Regions from separate parts of the Homo sapiens genome. Here region 1 is linked to region 2. A link is a loop called in an ENCODE intact Hi-C map of the cell type or tissue named here. Cell type or tissue: thyroid gland. All regions are shown on one strand. Each heading gives the region's core, and the rest is flanking DNA. Links, peaks and the distances in the headings are about the cores only.

Region 1 (10,508 bases), core at 1,664-9,663, 980 kb after region 2:
TATACCCCGGAGTTGGCCATGAACAACCATGGCCACACCCTGGACTTTGCCAGCACCCAGAGCAGCTCTGACACCAGTGTCCTGACACACTGAAGGGCTCCGATCTCGGTTGGACCTAGAACTCCCCCACATGTGATACAATGTTGACTTTTTTTTTTTCCTTTGAGACGGGGTCTTGCTCTGTCACCCAGGCTAGAGTGCAGTGGCTGATAACAGCTCACTGCAGCCTCAACTCCCCACGCTCAAGCAAGCCTCCCACCTCAGCCTCCCAAGTAGCTGGGACCACAGGCGCACGCCACCATATCCAGCTACTTTTTTGTATTTTTATTAGAGACACACTCTCACCTTGTTGCCCAGGCTGGTCTCAAATTCCTGGCCTCAAGCGATCCTCCGACCTCAGCCTCCCAAAGTGTTGGGATAAAAGGCGTAAGCCACCATGCCCAAAGTGACTACTATCACTAGGAGGCAAATCTCTGCTGCATCTGACAGTGGTGATCATTCAAACTCCTTAGCAACACCCCCAGTTTCCTCGTTAGTGTCCTACTTCTGCAACTATTCCTTCTGTCCCCTTTGTGCATTCCTCTCCTTATCCCTGAAATTCTGATGTCCTCTGCAGTCCCATCATCAACCTTCTTCTTTCCCATTCTATACTCTCCTTAGATAAGTAGGTCAACTCTCAGACTCTTAACTCACACCTATAAACAGGGAGTCCTAGATTGACCTCTTCAGGACTGAGCTCTCTCCAAACTTTAGGCATGCATGTCATCTGCCTCCTGGACATCTCATCTGGATGGTCCACGGGCTCCTCAAAGTCACCACTTTTTAAACAGATTCATCACATCTACCACTGTCCCAGATCTTGCCATCAACCTCCACTATCCACGCTTTGAACTGAGTCAGTGGCACCACCATACCTCTAGTCATGCAAGCCAGACACCTAGAAGTCTTCCTTCACTATGCTTCTCTGAAGTCCTACATCTAATCCTCAAATTTTCCCAACCTTATTTCTAATTACTTTGAACCTTATTTCTTAAATAAGCCCCTCCCCCTCCATTCCTACTTGCTGTGCCCACTGCTCTAATTCACCCTTTCTTGGCTCTCACTGAGGCTACTGGTCTCCCAGCCTCCATTCTCTCCCTCCTGCAATTCACTCTCCAGATAGAGCCAGAGACCTCTCCAAAATGAAAATATGCTTAAGAGTTTTCAGTGTCCTTAAGTGCCACTTAAGCAGCTCAATATGATTAGTTTCCCCAACCCCCACCGGCTGGCCACTTGAAGAAGCTTCACCTTCTTCTCTCGCCTCCTTTAAGTTTTACACTTTGTGCTCTGACAACTCCAAACTGTCTGTGGTGCATATGGGGTCTCTCCTAACTAAACACCTTGACCAATGTTCTCCCTTTGTCCATAATGGCATCCCCGTCCCTGCCTTCCTTCCCAACTAACTCCTACTTATCCTTTCAGATGCAGCTCAGGCACCTTCTCCTCTAAGCACTGCACCCCACATGCAATATCCACACCTAATCTGGATCAGGTCCCCTTCCCTCTGCCTCCCCAGCTCCCTACACTTCCCTCAATCACAACCCTCAACACTCTTTCTTCCCCAATAGACTTGCAAGCAGAGCTGGGTTTTCTTCTCTGTCTGTTCCTTGCATAGCTACTAGGACACAATAGGTTGCCATAGTAAGGACAAGAAAACAGCACAGAACCATCAGCTACCACCTTGGATCACAAAGGCAACCATCAGCTACCACCTTGGATTACAAACGCAACACTCAGGCAGCTCTTTAACTGGCTCACAGTCATGGCCTTGCTTCCCAAAACTCCTTTATCTCAATTTTCTGTTATCCTTCAAAAGATTAGACCTGCATTGTCCAATGCGGCAGTCACTACCCACATGTGGCTCTTGGCATGTGAAATGTGGTTAGCCTGAATTGAGGTGTGCTGTAAACACATCTGAACTTCAAATGCTTAGTTCTGAAAAAAAAAAGTGTTGACTATCTCAATATTTTTACTGATTATATGATGAAATGATTATGTTTTGGGGGGGGATATATATATAATTAAAATTAATTTCACTTGTTTCTTTTTACTTCTTTTAATGTGGCCACTAGAAAGTTTTAAATCACATAGGTAACCCATATGATATTTCTATTGGACAGCACTGGATTAGACACTCCAAAAGAATTTCCGGTTGACTAGAGGATCATTTCCCCACTTTCTATACTACCTCAGCTCTCTTATAAACTTTTTATCTGAAGCTAAAAATTCAGGGTAGGACAGGCCAGTCATAGAAGCTAATAAAGAAAAATCTTACTTCAAGTGTATCAGACATACCTTTTTTTCCTTTGATTTTAATGCCATGGTTAAACCCTGAATGGCTTTATCCCTCTTTAGACTATTTTTCTTCTCTGTAGCAATTTCTCTTTCCTTCTCTCTCAGGTCCTCTTCAAGTGCCTAAATTAGATTAGAAAAAGATTCACTAAGTTGATGCGTTCCAACCAAAATGCACCATAAATATATCTTTAAGAGCACACTCAAATGCAGTTATTCTATCTTATTCCTGTCAACCTGTGATTAATGTTTCCAAGTGGAGCTGAACATAGTGCCATCAGCTCCAAGTTACTGTGTTACCGCTCCCGGCAACAGGGCTGGGTGAAGGGGAAGGGGATCAAATCAGTTGAGACGATGACAGCTATTCCTATGGGAAGGATTCCAATGCCTTATGGAATTTGAATACAGTCAGTCAGAGTCTTTGAAACCATACCAGGTTATTTGGGAGAAATAACAGATCATTAATTTCATTCCTTCTCATGGAGACTGAACTATACATTTATAGTCTGAGTTCATTCTAAAGATAATCATCACCACCTCTCTTCCGGGCTGTTGTGAGGATCAAACAGGATAATGGATGTGAAAGCACTTTCTAAGCTGGCAGGCACCACACAAATGCCTCCTGCTGTGACAGAGGAACCATGGCACATGGGCAGGTCCAAATCTTTGCTCTATCTCTTCCTAGCTATGTGCTCTTAGGCAAGTGACCTCACCTCTCTGGGCCTCAGGTACCACATCTGTAAAATGGGAATGCCTACTTCACAGAGTTATTGCAAAGATTAAGAAACCCTTTCTAGAGTACCTTATGCTTGACTGGCATACAGTAGCATTCAATGAGTGACAGCTACTGTGACACAGAATTATCTGCTGCACTCAGAATAAAACAAGAGGCAAGAATAGGCTAAATCTTCAATACATTTTTTAAAATTGTATCAACATACCTGGATCCTCTCTTCAAAGCTGTTTCTCTCCTTCTGATGCTCCATTTGTGCAGCCTAAGAAAAGGCATTAATTGGTGTGAAGAAGGGACGTGCAATCCAACAGCTTCTCCAGAACAATTAGAATGAGCACGTCCTTGTCGCTTACTCACCTTCCCCCACTACTGTGGAACTCGTTAAAACAAGTGTCCCCTCCCTCTCTCCACCCCACCCAAAGCCCTGCCTGATTTGAATGAAGAAAAATGTGAAGACAACAACCTACCCTGGTTGATCACCAGCCCCACAGAGAGTAAACCACAGTGCTGCTTAACAAGACAAAGGCCTACTAGAGGGCCGTGTGGCGGAAGTGGGCAAGAGAGTTAAGAGGAGGGACAGGAGACAACTGTGGATTACAGATGAAAACGAACTGGCAAGGCCACAGCATCCACTGCTGTGGTAGGAGCACAGGCCCTGCTCCATGAAGAAACCAAGACTTTCTGTGAACAACCAGAACATCCCCAATGTGAACATACGACATGCAGCAGCTACTCCAACAAGAATGGAAGGCCTGGACTAAGACCTACCTGCACTTCCCTGGCCTGCCCAACCTCTTCAAAAGAGCTTGCTGGGGAGGCCGCCTAGGGCGGGGGCAGGAGTCCAGGGAGGCTTTGGGGTCAGCTACTAGCAACCCATCTCTTGGAACCTGGAAAAATGTAACAATTCCTCTGAGCCTGAGCCCGTTTCTAAACGTGACAAGGAGACCATGAGCTCTACCTTGCCAGGTGGCTGGGAGGATTGAACGAGATGGTATACTGAACCCCTCCCATACTGCTAAGCCCGATACGAGTTAGTCCTCTTCCCACCCTACCTCTCAAGTTGCAGACCAAAGTTGGCCTCACACCTACTTCTAACCAAAAAGGCAAGATGGAAAACAATGCACCACAACTGTATCCTAAGAAAACCCAAAGGATGAAAATAAAGTCCCCAGGTAACAACAAATCAACACATGGTAAAACAGAGGTAAGCAGGTAGGGACTGGTTTTCTTTAAGCAACTCTTTATAGGAACAGGAGACTAAGAAGGAAAAAGAATGCCAGGGCCCCTGACAAAGGCAGTTTCTGCTCACTCCTCAGCTGACAGGGGACTCATATTTAGAAGCAGGCTGTGTGTGAACCATGAGGACCGAATGCGCATTCCATCTCCCACAGAGGAGTCTGGTTGGCTAATTAAAGCCCCCTCTTCATGTCCTGTCACCTCACCTCAGTTTCTCTCTCCTTTTCTTCCCTTGGAGCAGCACAAAGTCCTCGGAGCTCTCCAGATGACACATTCTCATCAGGACATGCCATCTGAGATTTCTCCTCTTTAAGGCACTGAATTAAAGCTTCTTTGCTCTTCAAAGACAGCTTCAACTCCTCAATCAGTCTAAAAGAGAACAAAATTTAAATATTAATTCTAAGCTGTTCTCTTAGCTCAGTGGAGCTGGAGGAGGAAGGAAATGGGGCCAGATATCTTCAAAGTAGACATATACAATGGCTGAACACAAACAGAATCACATTTTGCAGGTAGGAGATTAAGCGTCAGAATTCGTGTGACATTAACTGGTCCCCTGCCTGCCTCCAGCCTGGCTCCAGTCAATTCAACTCTGAGCTTCTGGACTCTAGCCAAGCTGTGCTCCTGTTCAAATACCTTCAACGGTCCCCACCAACAGCAGTGGACTACTAATTTCTTTGGCCAAGAAATCCTCTCTCCAAAAGATATGTCACTGAAACCTAAGCAAACAAAACCAATGAAGCAGAGCTGTTCCGATAAGTGTGGAAAAAACGGAATGTCTTGCCAAGACTTCTCAGGGCAAAGTTTAAAAACACTGACTTTCAAGATAAAACCAACCCAAATATCCAACAATGACACACTGGATTAAGAAAATGTGGCACATATACACCATGGAATACTATGCAGCCATAAAAAAGGATGAATTCATGTCCTTTGTAGGGACATGGATGAAGCTGGAAACCATCATTCTCAGCAAACTATCACAAGGACAGAAAACCAAACACTGCGTGTTCTCACTCATAGGTGGGAATTGAACAATGAGAACACTTGGACACAGGAAGGGGAACATCACACACCAGGGCCTGTTGTGGGGTGGGGGGAGGGGGGAGGGATAGCATTAGGAGATATACCTAATGTAAATGACAAGTTAATGGGTGCAGCACACCAACATGGCACATGTATACATATGTAACAAACCTGCATGTTGTGCACATGTACCCTAAAACAAAGTATAATTTTTAAAAAAAAGGAAAAAATAAAAAAATAAAAAACGGTGAAACTCCTTCCCAGGCATTCCAGGTCCTAGGTCTTAGGGCCTACCAGATCAGAGGGCCCTGCCGACAGCTTCAGTCTCATCTCTCACGGGAAACCATCACCCTCTCCATCTCCACTCAGTAGCCTCACTTTCAGTTCTCTCCCGAAGCCAGACTGTTTCATGCCTCTACACCTTTGCTCGTGCTATTCCTTCTACCTAAAATGCCCTTCCCCACCCTACCCCCGCCTCACCCCCACCTCTACCTGACAAACACCCATTCATCCTGCCAAAGCTAATTAAGCTCCCCTCCAGGAAGCTTTGCTACCTGCACCCCTAGTGCCCCACTCAGGAACAGCTGAACACATCCCTCTCTGGGCTGTGTTATCAAATAACACAATATAATTACCAAATTATCCCATATCAACTGCCCCTTGGCCATGGCAAGTAATTCCATCTCTCTGAGCCTGTGCCTCCTCAGCTACAAAATAGGGGTGACTTGTGATTGTGGACCAGAGACAAGCTATTTAAAACAATCTTGCACTGCTCCTGGAATATGGTGGAACTCAACAAATGACAGTTGTTATAATTATTACTTTTTTTTTTTAACATGTAACAATTAGCATTTTGTCAGAAGACCCTCAGAATAGCCTTTCTGCAGCTAAACCAAGAAAGCAACTTAGTTTGGGAGAAAGAAGAAAGATTTTGCAGTCAGACAGAGCTGCCCTAGTGAAGCACAGCTTCCTGGGATGAAGGTAAAGAGGGAGACAAAGGTAACTAAAGCACCTAGCAATGCACTAGGAGACAAGGTGCCAGGCAGCACCAGTGCAATGCCCCAGAAAACCTGGAAAGAGGTGTAAGATTGCCCTCTAGGGGCTCAACTTTGAAATCGTCACATAATCAATGGGAGAGGTAGTCACCGAACTATATACACTTAAAATTGAAGCACTGTGTTGTATGTAATTTATACACCAATAAAACTGAATTTTTTTTTTTTTTTAGTTACCTTAAAGCAAGTTCTACATAGAGAAAAGAAAAAGTAGGCAGGCCTGGTGGGGACTCCTGTGGCCAAGCTGGAGCACCAAGCCCATCTAAGGGGAGGGGTAGCCTCAATCCAGCAAGATGATACCCAGGGCTGCCAATCTCCTAGGTTTTAAACAGAAGGTGGAAATCCAGACTTCTGCATGAAATTCAATTTTTTACATACTGGCAACTAATTCACACTTTAAAAAATACTGTAAGCCAAACAGATCATATCTGTTGGCATATTTGATCTGCAGGACTTCCCAGTATTAACTGCCTTAAAGACACAGAGCAGCTCAAAGGCCAGATTGAAGACAATAAAGTAGCTAAAGCATGCACCTTTAAAAAGGGTGGTGGGAGCCCAGAAAGATATTGGCAGAGTCCATCCACGTGAGGGGTCCCTGGGCCCTAAAGATTCAATACCTTGCCCTGCCCAACAGTGAGTCAATCTGTGTCGCAGATCTGGATCCGTCTCACCAGGGCAAAACCAAGGACTCTGGCTCCAGTTTTCTGCTAACCATCTGACCTTGACTTAGCTTCCTAGGCAGGCCTGCCTTCAGGGAGGGAACACGCTGATCCTACACACCCAGGAAGGTTTCACCACAAAGAGGGCCACACCCTGAGCAAAAATCCAGAGCTGGCATCTGACTGCTGCACTGATCTCTGGGAGTGCGCCTGGGACACAGCTATCCCTGAGAGACAGCTGCATTCATAGGACTGACATGTTGGGTTTTGGTGCCTCTCCAGTCAGACCTATGGGAAATCCCAGGAAGATGCCGCCTTTAGCAAAGCTCTGATCCGACATCCATGGAGACTCTACCACCTAGAACACAGTAAGTACTTGATACACGTTAACCCTTCCCAAAGTCCCCCTTCCAAAAAAAGATGAGCAATTAAGCTTCTGTGGCACATGCTAACAGGACCACTCTCCTCTAGGATCACCTTAAAATGTGCCAGGCTCTGTACCTTTACGTGCTGTTCTCTCTGCTAGGCAAAGCGTCCTCACCCAACTCGCAGGACTCCTTGTCTGACAAGCCCTCCCCATTCCACGCCCAGGCAGAGCTGATCACACCTTGCTTTTGTCACAGCACGGAACCCTGGGCTCACCTCTATCACGGCATCAATCACGACATATATTTTTTTTAACATCTATCCCCTCCCACACTGAGAGCACCATAGAAGCAGGACAACGTTCAGCCCTGCATTCCCAGCACGCATTCCCAAGGCCACACTCAGTAGTTGGTTAAGGAATGAATCTATACTTCCTCTAATTCAAGCTTTAATTCATACACCCAACCACATCCTAGACTCTACTCACTGAAGCTCACAGGCCCTCAAACCCAACATGTGCCAACTGAAGGTATCATCTTCCCTCTCCCTCCACCCAAAAACATTTCCTCTTTTTCCTTTTCCCCCAACAAAATTCAATAAATTGCACCACCCCACAGCTGCTCATGTTCAAAACCTGGGCAAGGGCCAGGCACAGTGGCTCATGTCTGTAATCCCAGCACTTTGAGAGGCCGGCAAATCACCTGAGGTCAGGTGTTCAAGACCAGCCTGGCCAACATGGTGAAACGCTGTCTCCACTAAAAATACAAAAATTAGCCAGGCTTTTTTGGTGGCGGGCAACTGTAATCCCAGCTGCTCAGGAGGCTGAGGTAAGAGAATCACCTGAACCTGGGAAGCTGAGGTTGCAGTAAGCCAAGATCACGCCACTGCACTCTAGCCTGGAGGACAGAGTTAAGACTCCATCTAAAAAAAAAAAAAAAAAAAAAAAAAATGCCTGGGCAAGGGTGTGTCACTGTAGCTTTTCCCCTTATCCCCCAGATCCAGTCAGTCACCAAGCCCTTCAAGCCCATCACATCCACTCTACCTTCTAGCCTGTTCTCCTCCATTCCCAGCTCTGTCACCTCCACTTTGGTCACCATCAGCTCTTTCCTGGATTTCTGCATCAGCCTGAGAACCAGTCTTCTACCCAGCCCCAGTGTCAATCCATTCCCCAAGGGCAGGCAGAAAGACCTTTCTAAATTTAAATCTGATCTTGTCATTCCCTGAAGCCCCACCTTTAACTCTTCAGTGGCTTCTTGTATGCCTTTAGGATAAAACTCAAATTCTTCAATAAGGTCCATGTCACCTCCCCAGCTTCCCTCTCCTCACCTCTTCCCCACTCCTTTCCAGAACACAGCACTCAGGCCAGGCTATGCACCCTCCTGTACCTGCATCCTGCCATGTTCCTTCTTGCCTCTGGACTTCCACTCGCACTGTTCCTTTACTTTCCTTTCTCTGTCCAAGTAATTCTTCCTCTTCCTAGTACTTCTCCCGGGAAGCTTTTCCTAATCCCTCTAAACTGAATTAGATATATGTTAACCCAGCATTGATCCTACTTAGCCCTTATCATCCTGCTCCTCCCTCCACCCCTCCCACCCTGCTGGATGATAAGCTTCAACTCAAACAATGAGATTCCTGGGGAGAGGAACCCAGGCTGTATCACTCCTTCTTACATTCTCATCACCACTGTGCTGAGTAGAAGATGCTCAGGTGATATTTTTTGAATAAAAGGCATAAAGATCCAATAGAACCAATTAACTGACTGCTCAGCATCTGTCAGGACCCTCAGAGGGCCTTTTCTATTCATTCTGTCCCAGGACCTCTTTTCAAACCTATCCCAAACCCTCTCCTTCCCCTTCACAGGCGCCAGGAATTCTGCCAGTCTTTTCTTCTTTGGTGGCTGCTCACATACTCTATTCCCTGGGTCCCCTACTCCCAGTTTAACTGCTCCAGACCTGTAGCTCCCCCAGGAAGACAAGCCCATAAGCCTTCTAAGGGCTTCACTGCTGATGGGTTGGGAGAGATACAAGGGAACACGGAAATGATTCTGTGGAATTCTCACAGTCTAGTGGCTCCATGGGTGATGCCTGGAAAGGCCAGTACTCTGGGGGGAGGCTCAGTAGGAGGGCACTTCCCAGGGAAGTTTCTCTTCCTAGCCATGAAGTCAAGAAAAACACAAGGTGTCAAATGGGTAAACTGAGATGATATATATTCATTCCACTGAGGTCCATGGGGAACCCAGTTTCCTCACTCACCTTGAAATTATTAATCATAAAACTTTCATTTTCCAGATCAAAGCTAAGAAAAGATTGCAGAGCACCAAATAAATGCTCGCACCTCCAAATGCTGAAGCTAGGGCACTTACATGGAGGCATGGGCTCTCCCTCTGGGTCTATTTACTTTTCTTTTACAGATAATCCTATCCCAAAGATTAGGATTTGCTCATCTGATTTTCCAAGCAGCAGACTCCAATCTCCACAGGTGGTACCAAGGCAGAAGTAAAAGCAGACAAGAGTTGAGGAACCCGGCAGTTAGGCCAAGCACCTAAACAACACAGTAGTGCTAGTCAGTGCAGAGGGCAGGCACCAAATGACCAAGAAAAAGGAGCCAGTCAGTATCCTCCGAAACAGATCATTTGCTTTAGAACAATTTCTATCAAATTCCAAACAAGCTCGGCTCTTCAACAGATAGGTCACAGGTTAGCCAGCAGTTGGACTTATATTTAGTTAACCTTCCATTTAGTGACTGCCAAATAAGGCAAGAGTATCATAATGTAAGGTTTATGGTAAGGAATAAACTCAACTTTCTCCTGACAAGTTTTTACCAAAAATTTCGTTGCAAAATATGATGGGCACTAAAGACTGCCTAAAGGACATATCAACTACCCAATAAACTAGAAGGCACCCATTTTATCGTGGATCATCAAAGAGCTCTGTATTTGGTCTACACTGTTTTATTTTTGACACCTTGCCCTGTACTCATTTGGGCCTTGGGCTGCATTAAAAGATATAATGGAATATAAGTCACACGAAATTCACTGTTATTTCTTGTGGGGGCAGTCACTCACTGTTCACTTTGGGAAGAACCACAAGAGAAATTTCCTCTGAT
Region 2 (10,569 bases), core at 1,577-9,576:
GAATTATCTCTAGGAGTGCTGGGGGTGAGCGAGTCACTGTGATGATGAGGAGGGAGAAGCAGGGGAGGGGCAGGGAACAGCTCAGGTGACTGCACAGGGACAGGAATCCCCACAGAAGTATGGTGAGGGGCAATGTGGGAAAGGCAAGGGTTGGGCATGAATTTTCACGGACATAGAAACTAGAGGTTTGGCAGGTGCGGTGGCTTGCACCTATAAGCCCAGCAACTTGGGAGGCCAAGACAGGAGGATTGCTTGAGGCCAGGAGTTTGAGACAAGCCTGGGAAACATAGCAAGACTTCATTTATACACACGCACACACACGCACACAAACACACACTTCTTTTTTTTTTAAATTAGCTGGGCTGGTGGTCCATGCCTGTAGTCAGTCCCAGCTACTAAGGAGGCTGAGGTGGGAGGGTCACTAGGGCCCAGGAGTCAGAGCTACAGTAAGCTATGATGACACCACTGCATTCCAGCCTGAGTGACAGAACAAGCCTCCATTTATTAAAAAATGAAATAGAAATAAAATAAAAAATAAAAATAAAGAAACCAGAGGCTTAGAATTTGAGAGGTGGAAGGAGGCAAAGTGTTTAGTCCAACTTCTATCATTTTACAGATAAGAAAACCAAGGACTTGGAAGAACATGGAAGGGGAAGCTTTTAAATCTAAAAGTTCACTTACATGAACTGTTTTAAAAAGATTCCTTAGCTGCCAAACTACAGAGTTCATGAAGCTATGAAGTAAGGTAGTATAGCTTTTGGTGTTTTATTGTTGTTGTTCTTGTTTTTGTTTCTTTTTTTTGTTCGTTTTTAGTAGCCGAGGATACTGAGGAAGATGAGACGAGAAGAGGAAGTACCTTGCCAACGTTTACACAAGAGATTAACCTGGAAGCTACGCTAAGAGCTTTGTCTTTAGATCCTGGGTTTTCTTTGCATCAGACCCATACCCCTTCCAACCCCCATAAACCGAGAATAAGAGATTAGCCCACTACTTCCCCTCCCAGAAATTCACAGGACAAGAGTGTGCTTCCTCTGTAATAATAGGGAATGTGTCCATTGTCAGAGACTTAGAGTCATACATGTCTTCTGAGACTGAGAAAAACAAAAAAAAAGTGTGAAAATTAAATCAGAAAAGATGAACTTTTAAATTGGAAAAGATCTAATTTCATAGAAGGAGCCAATACCCAAAAGGGTAATCACTTTCTAGCTTTTGGAAGGTTACATTGTGTAAAGAAAGGAGCAAGGGCTCGGGAGCCCAGATGACCCAGATTCTCATTTCTCTTCCCAGGCTAGACCTTCACCAGCCATGCATCCTTGCATAGGTTAGTTAACCTTCCTAAACCTCTATTTCTTTGCATGTAAGATGGGAGTAAAAATAACCACTTCATATGGTTGCTTTGAGAATTGAATATAAAACAACTAGCCTGTGGGAGGTCTCTTATAATTTTTCTTCCTAAAAGGAGGACCCAAGACTGAAAACAGGCTTCCTTAGTCCCAGATTCTATTAAAAAATTTGAGGCTGGGTGCGGTGGCTCACACCTGTAATCCCAACACTTTGGGAGGCCGAGGCGGGTAGATCACCTGAGGTTGGGAGTCAGAGATGAGCCTGACCAAAATGGAGAAACCCTGTCTCTACTAAAAATATAAAATTAGCTGGGTGTGGTGGCGCATGCCTGTAATCCCAGCTACTCGGGAGGATGAGGCAGGAAAATCGATTGAACCTGGGAGGTGGAGGTTGTGGTGAGCCGAGATCGTGCCATTGCACTCCAGCCTGGGCAACAAGAGGGAAACTCTGTCTCAAAAAAAAAAAAATGGATATTTCTGGATGGGGAGCATGTAACTACCTCCCTGGGCCCCCATTTCTCATCTTTTGCAGTGGATACCACCTGAAGCAGCTACCAAGTTCTCTACACCTCTCTCACTTTGGGAATGACCTCGGTACACAGAGGTGGAATGCTGGTGGCCATGCTTGGCCCTAGCCCCAAGCCATAGCTACTGGCCCAGAAGTACACCTTGTATATAAGCCAGGCCATTCAGAGTTTTTCCCTGGGATTTTCTTATCAGAACTAAAGGGAGAGAAAGGAAGAGTCTCAGTCTCTCTCAGGTGGTAGTCATGAAATATGAGTGGTAGGAACCACGGCCCTATAGAGGAAGCCAGCAGTTTATCTAATGGAACTGGCATGCAGAAATGAAAGACATAAAGAAAGGTGCAATTCTGTTAAGTGAAGTCCCAGATTCCAAGTGTCCCTACAACCCAGATATACCCTTTACACAAGGCTTGCAAAATGCTCCAGTGTTTTCTGGTGGAAGAATATCTTCTTGCTTAAGGTAATATTTTGCCTAAGGATTTCTCTCCATTGGGTTGAACTGGATGATCATTAAGGCTTCTTCATCCCTTAATCATCTGTGGTTCTTAAATGTGGACTGAAATACCTACTGTACTTTTATCCTGGGATCCTAAGACTTAAGGACAGAAGAGATTCTCAAGACCCAGGATGATAAGCCACAGGGATAAAAATTTCTAATATATTTTTTCTATACACCTTCCTATGACTTATCCCCCACTCCTAAAGCTAGCAGTATTATTTATATATATGTATGTATAACAATTAAATAGCATTTCATATCTTACAGTGTTCTTTATCATATAGAAAATTTATAACACCCCTGCATGGAGGTGTCACTCTTTTTGCTACTGTTATAGAAACTGGTTTTTTGGTCTTTCCTGGCTTAAATCTCCAGTCTTCTCAGGGAGCCCAACCCTGGAAAAACCTATACCATCTCCACCACTCCTAGGTCAATCAAGTCTTACAGCAAGAGTTTTCAGTTCTGTGGTCCTGACATATCCTTTGCTCTTGAGTCAATGCATTAGTCTGTTCTTATACTGCTATAAAGAACTATCTGAGACTGGGTAATTTATGAATAAAAGAGGTTTAATTGACTCACAGTTTTGCAGACTATACAGGAAGCATGACTGGGAGGCCTCAGGAAACTTACAATCATGGCAGAAGGATGAAGGCGAAAGAAGGCACATCCACACACGGTGGCAGGAGAGAGAGCAAAGGAGGAAGTGCCACACACTTTTAAACCATCAGATCTTGTGAAACTCACTATCACGAGAACAGCAAGGGGAAAATCTGCCCCTATGATCCAATCACCTCCCACCAGGTTCCCCCTCCAACATTGGGAATTACAATTCAACATGATTTGGGTGGGGACACAGAGCCAAACCATATCAGTCAACAACGCCTATTGTAGGCTCACACTGTTAACGTATTCTTAAAATAGCCACTAGGGTCACCTGCAAGAAGCCCTGCAAATTGATTCACTTGAATGGTGTTTTCAGCACCCATAGCACTGGGGCCTAAGAATACGTGCCAGGGAGAATGTCAGAAATGCAAAATATAAGACTCCTAGCCCCAGCAGGTCACCACCTGGGTGGGAAGGAGGTCACTGACACAGATAGCGGCAACCTTCTAGGGATTATGTTATGATCCAGGCAGGTGCTACATTATCCAAGGAAAGAGAACAGCAAACCCACTCCATGAGTTCTGAGAAGGCTTTCCAGGAAACAGCACAGCTGAGTCTTGAATCATCTCAGCCACTTCGCAGTTCTGTAACTTTGGGCAAGTAACCTTATCTCTGGCATGTTAGTCTTCTCTGTAAAATGGAAATAATAATTGTGCTCCCTCATAGGCTTGTTGTGTGTATTAAATGAATTAATGCGTGTAAGGTACTTAAAACAGTGATGGGCACACAGTTAGTATTTAACACCCATTAGCCATTGTCATCATCATTATCATCATCATTAAAAAGTAAGAGTTTATCACAGAGGCAGGCAGGGTAGGATGTCAGTCAGAGGGAATGACAGGGCTGTGTAAAAGCATGTTATACTTGGAGTTTGGCAAATTGCGCCAGCTTGCTGCAAAGTCAAGTGTGTAGGGATCTTAGGAGCTGATTCTCCAGGTATCACCAAACTTTTTCAATAGAGAGTCAGATAGTAAATATTTTAGGTTTTGTGGGCCAAGGGCCAGCGTCCTTAACTTTTTAAGCAACTATTCTCTCCAAAAGTATAATGGTTTGTTTAGCACTTTATGTTTAAAAATGTCAAAACCATGTTTTTTGTTCATGGAACATATAGGTTGTGGGTTTTATTTGGTCCATGAGACACAGTCTGCTAACCCCTGCTGCAGAAAGCAACTAGGAGCTGGGCTGTTAAAGACAGCATAGGCCTTGCTAAGGAGGATGAGCTTCTCTAGGCAGGGGAAAGGCAAAGGGTTTAAACGGAACTTCAAGATCAGATTCGCATGTGGCAAAGTAACATAGAGAGTGGATTGGGGTGAAGAGGGAGGGGCAAGCTTAAGCTAGCAGTCTAATTAGAAAATGACTATAATTGCAATGGAAGTGATATTTGTACAGAGGCAGTACTGATGAGGATGCTGAGAGATATTTAGGGGCAAAATTAACATAACTTGTCTGGATTTAGCCAGTAAGAGAGAAAACAGAACACTCAATGTATCTGCTTATGTAAAGACAGATAGACCTCTACTTAGGGTAGAAGTGAGTGCCCCATCCCCAGAAGCATTCAAACAGAGCATAGATTCCCACCTGACAGGTATTCTGCAGACAGCAATGAATGGAAATAGAAGCAGATAAAGTATCTTCTAGCTCTGAAGGCCCACAGTGCTATGGCTCTGTGATCGTCTTTATCAATCTAACAGGCACAAACGATTTGTTTAGTCAATGAGGGATATAGACAAACTTCACCCCTCAATATGAATCACCTTAATTTTGCAGAAAGCTGTCTATTTTCTATAGTGCTCACATCCATTATCTCTCTGAGGAGCCTGGAACAGGACTCAGACCTGAAACACACTGGACAAACATGAGACGGTTATCATTATTTTAAAAATATGCTTCAGTTGAATATAAAAGTTCTTTACATTATTTCAAGTTTAGTGCAGTTATTCTGACTTGGGAACAGCAAATTATTCACTTCTATACCCCTATAATTTCTTGGACAATAGTTGGCACATTGCAATAGTACACAAATATTTGTTAAATCCTAGCAATCCAGCAGAAGCCAGCTTGGAAAGCATTTCCTCCACGTGGCCTTCCACCATGATGCTATAGAAAAGACCCGCTCGTGTCATCACTGGCTCCCACTGCAATGAGAACAGCATCATTGTTGATAATAACAGACACCTTTTTTTGGTATTCCTTGTGTGGCAGGTGAGGTGAGGGTGAGGTTCCTTACAGACATTCTGCACTAAGCCTCGCAAGGACCTAATGTGTTTCTCTTTTCTTTTCTTTTCTTTCTCTCTCTCTCTTTCTCTCTTCCTTTCTTTCCTTCTTTCTTTTTTTGTCTGAGAGAGGGTCTCACTCTGTCACCCAGGCTGAAGTGCAGTGACATGATCACAGCTCACTGCAGCCTTGGCCTCCTGGACTTAAGCAATCCTCCCACCTCAGCCTCCCAAGACTACAGGTACACCACCTGGGACTACAGGTTAATGTTTTTTGTTGTTGTTGTCGTTTTGGTTTTTTCTTTTCTTTTCTTTTCTTTCTTTTTTTTTTTTTTTTTTTTGAGATGGCATCTCCCTCTGTGGCCCAGGCTGGAGTGCAATGGCACAATCTCGGCTCACTGCCACCTCCGCCTCCCAGGTTCAAGCAATTCTCCTGCCTCAGCCTCCCAAGTAGCTAAGATTACAGGTGCCCACCACCACACCCAGCTAATCTTTGTATTTTTAGTAGAGACAGGGTTTCACCATGCTGGCCAGGCTGGTCTCAAACTCCTGACCTCAGGTGACCTGCCTGCCTTGGCCTCCCAAACTTCTGGAATTACAGGTGTACACCACCACTCCTGGTTAAGGACCTAATGGGATAGATGCCATTGCACTGCCCATTTTACGGATGATAAAGTTGCAGCCCAAAGAAGTGAAAGGCTAATTTTATTTTATTTATTTTTTAAAGACGAGGTCTTGCTATGTTGCCCAAGCTGGACTTGAACTCTTGGTCTCCTGTGATCTTCCCACTTCAGCCTTCAGAGTAGCTGGGATTACAGGCACCTGCCACCACACCCAGCTCACACAGGCTAATTATTGAATAACCCCTGCTTTTCCAGCAGACACAATGAGGGCATTTTTGTATCTGTTTATTCAAGGAGGGAGACATTGGGGCTGTTAGGTGTGCCTGGACTGGTAATAAGGTCTTTTATCATAACCCTCCCAAAGTCTCAGGGCGGCTGTGGCCAACACGCGTCTCCAGGCCCACAGGCTCTGAGGCGGAAACCACAGTTCCAGGTCCCCAGGCTCCAGCCGCCAATGCGGCTACCGACCAGCAGAGGGCAGCTGCGGGAAGCCGTCCAAAGGCGGCCTCCACCCCCATTAGTGCCAATTAAGCCGCGAGATGCAAGAGGCGAGCGCGTGGTGAAAGAAAACACATCTACTTCTGGGTTGAGCTAGGCTGGGTGATCTGCTGGGAGGGACGTTGACCTGCTTCCAAAAAGCCGGCTGGATGGTGCCGTGGTGGCTGCCTGCAAAGGAACACCGGCCTATGGGAACCAGACCCTGGGGCTTCCCGCGAGCTTCTCTTCCTCCAGCCAGCAAAACAGGAAAAGCCTGGCCCAGGGACGGAGGGAGATGTTGTGGAGCAGACGGACTGGCTGGAGCCAAAGGGCAGCCTCTTTGGAGCAGAAAAACAAACCCAGACATATCAAGAGATGCACAGGATGTCCCCAAAGCGCGTGCTCACGAAACAGGGTGAAACACACACACATTCAGAGTGAGCAACAGTCCCAGCCTGACTGATAAAATCCGGACAATCTCAAGCAAATCGCGATGGTTGGTTACTTGTCAGCTGAATACACATGCAGGCTGTGTACATCCACAGGCACAAGTGTATAGATGTAGCACAAATGCCCCCTGTCCCCCCGCCACCGCCACCAAATAAATGCAAATGTTTACCCACTCAGGCATAGGCACATTGAGACTGGAGGCTGCACTGGTTTGAATTCAGAAGGTCTAAATTCCAGTCCCAGCTTTGCCCCAAATCTGTGCCACCTCGAACAAGTTACCAAACCATTTTGGTTCTCAGTTTCCTCATTTGTAAAATGGAGGAGTCAAGCCCGTCAGGTTTCTTAAAATTATACAGCTTTAAAGCATTAAGTTCTCCAAGGAAGCCTGGGACTGCTTCTTATTTCTTCACCAAATCTCTAACCTTAGGGGAGGAACCAGCAAGATGGCCCAGTCCAAGTCCCTGGCCCCAAACCATTTCATGCAACAGCTCTATGGATGTTCTTATCTATCTGACAACCTGGAAATCTTTAAGTCAGCGCGTGTATGATCGTCTCCCTGTGAACACGATCGTACTGAATATGCAATTTCTTTTTCTGTCCTCCTTCTTCACTTAACTTTAGTACAGAGCATAAGAATTTCACAAACATGTTTTTAAATGGCCATGAAATGTTTCCTTAAATGGATAACTGTACCCCTCAGTTCGCTTTTTCTTGCGCGCCTCCCCATGTCCACCCCACACCCTGCGTTAGCTACTATAAATAATACTCCACAAAAAAAAAAAAAAATCTTCATGCATGTATCTTTTTTCTATTTTTGGATTTTTTTCTTTAGAAAAAAAATCCCAGAAATTAAATTACTAAAATTATATCTTATTTTAAGAGTCTTCATGCATATTGCCAAATTGTTTTCCAGAACGGTCGCCCTAGTTGACATGTCTACCAGCAATGCGTGAGATTCTTTATATCATCCCATTCTCAAAAGCATTGACATCCTCTTGTTTTTGTTTAAACTTTGCTAATTCAATAGGCAAAAAATGTTATCTCATGGTTTTAATAAGCCTTTCTTTGATTATTAGAGAGAGTGAACGTTTTTTTTTCTTGTGTTTGTTAACCAGTTGCATGTATTTCCTCTTTTGAGAATTGTCTGTTCTTGCCCTCTGCTCACTTATCTACTGGGTCTTAGTGAATTTAATTGATTTGCATGCGCTCTTTACATAATAAAGATAGTAATCCTTTGTCATATTGGCTGTGGGTATTTTTCCAGTTTGCTTTATGTATTTTCCTTTGTGATTTCTTCTATCACTTCTAAGCTTATACAGCCACCCCATCCTCCAGAGACTTGATAAATATTCATTTCTAATTCCTAGTATTTTTTTCTCCTGGGATGATTTGATTCTATAAGCTTAAGATTCCATGAGACCACAAATCTATGATTTTGTGCTTCCAAGATGAGTACTTCTAGCTCCTGATTTTCTTTCAAGGCATAGAATCCCTAATTTATTTCATATTTCCTTTTTACACGTCCCCACCCTTTGGATTATAAACTCCACGAAGGCAGGGACTGGGTCTGCCTCATTCCACCTGTATCCTAGGGGCCCAGCACAGTGCCAGGCACATAATAGGAGCACACTAAATGTCTACTGCTTGCTTATCTTCCTGATCTGTTTCAAGCTCTCAAGAATGCCCCAGTTCTGGCCCCACATCCAAGCATGCAGCATGGGTCGTCAGATGCATGATGTGACAGCATCTGGGGAAGCAGGAGGGCATTACCAGAAGAGAAGATAGCAATAGTTGAATTAAAAAGTGTGAAGGAACATGGCATGTAGAAAACAATATTGAGTCTAACATGCCAAGAGTGCAGGATGTGTGTGCTTGTGATAGGAGATACAGCTGAAAATGGAAGTTGGACCCAACTGGTGAAGGTTTCCGAGACAGTTTTGGAATTTCAGCCACAAAAATTCCATTCTCCACAGTACAGCCAGAGTGATCTTTTTAAAAGGTAAATCTGATCATGTCATTTTCCTGCCTCACATCTGGCAAAAGCTTCCCTTTGCAGGTAGGACACAGTTGAGAATCTTATTATAGTCTCCAGGGTCCTAGCTTTCCCATTCACCATGCCTCTTGCCACTCTCCCTTTGCTCACATCACAATTCCTTGCTATCCTTCGGCTCTGCCAGGCCTATCCTGTAACCAAGCTTCTGTGACTGCAGATTTTTTCCCATTAACCCTCTCATCCCGGGGCTACACATGTCTGCTGCTTCTCTTATTAGAATAGAGTTCAAACACACAAGACTTCCCACTTACCTATCACTCTTCTCTTTCTCCTTGCTTTACTATCTTCATCCAGTGTATCACTATCTAAAGGCATCTTCTTTGTCTATCTACCTGTTTATTTTTTCTGTCTTCTTCTTGAATGCAAACCTCAGGAGGGCAGAGGCCTTCCCTGTTTTATTTACTGCTACAGTTCCATCACCTACAACAGTGCCTGGCAGGCATAGTAGGAGATGGCTAAATTTTGCTTGAATGCATCAGATAAACTCATGGGCAGCTGGAGCCACAGGGAAAGGGGGTTGTGAGTAGGATGGTGTGTCTGTTTCAGAGATAATTCTGCTGGCATGGTGGAGAATGGTTTGGAGCTAGAGAAACCAGGGACAGGAAGAAGGAATAATGTTACCCATAAATGGTTGATAACCAGAAACTTTTCTGAGAAGAGGATTTGATCCAGGGAGAGCTAGAGATGGAAGAATGTTGTGTACTGGGTACTGGAAAGGGTTTTTAAAAACGTGCAGAGTTAGCAATGTGCTGGCAACCAACCCAAAAAATCCGTAATTGTAACAAACAATTATACGGTGTTTTAGCCCCCTTAAGGCTTTGACACTATCTCAGGATATCCTCACCATCACGATTCAAAGTAGGCAAGGTATAGGCTGCTATCTTCATTTTACAGATGAGAAAACTGAGGTCCTGGAAAATTAACCCAGGGTCACACAGCTTGTGAGCAGTGGATGTACAAAGAAACTGAGGTTCTGATGCTCAGCCCTGCCTGAGCTCTGCCTGGTGTCACAATTTTCCCACAGTAGCTGCCCTCCATGGAATGCTGCTGTGGGTAAAATCATATTTTAGGGTTAATGATCCAGATGAATAATGTTCCCCTGCCTTTGGGCCAGGCAGCACAAGAGAACTGCAGTGTCACTTTCTTCCTTAAGAGAGTTAAAATATCACAAGTCAGAGTGGAGGCCATTTACCCCCACATTAACAGCAAATGCCATTTGTTCCCAATGATATCTCCACATCTGACTTTCGTTTCCCTCCCCCGTGGCTGAAATTACAACAAAATGAAGCAAGGGCCAAGGGAAGGAAGAGATAAACAAGGGTCGGAAAAAGACAAGGAGTGACGCCTCTGTTCAACTAGGCAGACAGGCTGAGAGTCCCAGATCTCCTTATCCTTTCTAAACTGGAGCCAGTAACATCTTTATTGAGGTAGCAATTACTGGTGGCTCAGCAGGAAGCCAGGGGCAGGTCTGGTGGAGAAGTCTCTGGATGTATGAGCTGGAGAGGGAGAAAGAAGGGCTTGGAATGTCTTACGATTCTCCAGAATGGAATAGCTCCCCAACCCTCCAATTTGGCATGCCAAACCCTACCTATTGTTCAAATGCCATCTGCTTCATGGAGCTTACATAGGTCACACCAGTCATTTTAATTCAGAGCTTGCACATATCTGTCATGATTCTTTAGACTGTGAGAAAGATGTGGAAAGCAACAGGGGCATGGAGAACT

The links. A loop is a pair of places that touch in the nucleus more often than their neighbours do. Peaks named below come from ENCODE experiments on the same cell type or tissue, not always from the same donor. Only the 100,000 strongest peaks of a DNase experiment are listed, where the experiment ranks them.
Region 1: a loop joins it to region 2, with 6 times the contacts of the local background. A loop is called at or near these places in 5 of 110 quality-filtered maps.

The regions. Positions count from the first base shown.
Region 1 is chr9:120,525,472-120,535,979 of GRCh38, forward strand. It overlaps CDK5RAP2 (CDK5 regulatory subunit associated protein 2), which reads right to left. Exons shown (of 38, transcript NM_018249.6): 8 at 4,507-4,669; 9 at 3,273-3,326; 10 at 2,335-2,454. Among named protein-coding and RNA genes, the nearest start is that of CDK5RAP2, 49 kb to the right of the region's middle. In thyroid gland, for the core only: CTCF peaks have their summits at 6,425 (motif pointing left) and 6,624; DNase peaks (open chromatin) are centred at 4,930, 6,390 and 7,121; H3K27ac peaks cover 2,766 bases.
Region 2 is chr9:119,549,907-119,560,475 of GRCh38, forward strand. No RefSeq gene overlaps it. Among named protein-coding and RNA genes, the nearest start is that of BRINP1, 190 kb to the left of the region's middle. RefSeq lists enhancers at 6,002-6,522, 6,473-6,522. In thyroid gland, for the core only: a CTCF peak has its summit at 6,328 (motif pointing right); a DNase peak (open chromatin) is centred at 6,435; H3K4me3 peaks cover 409 bases.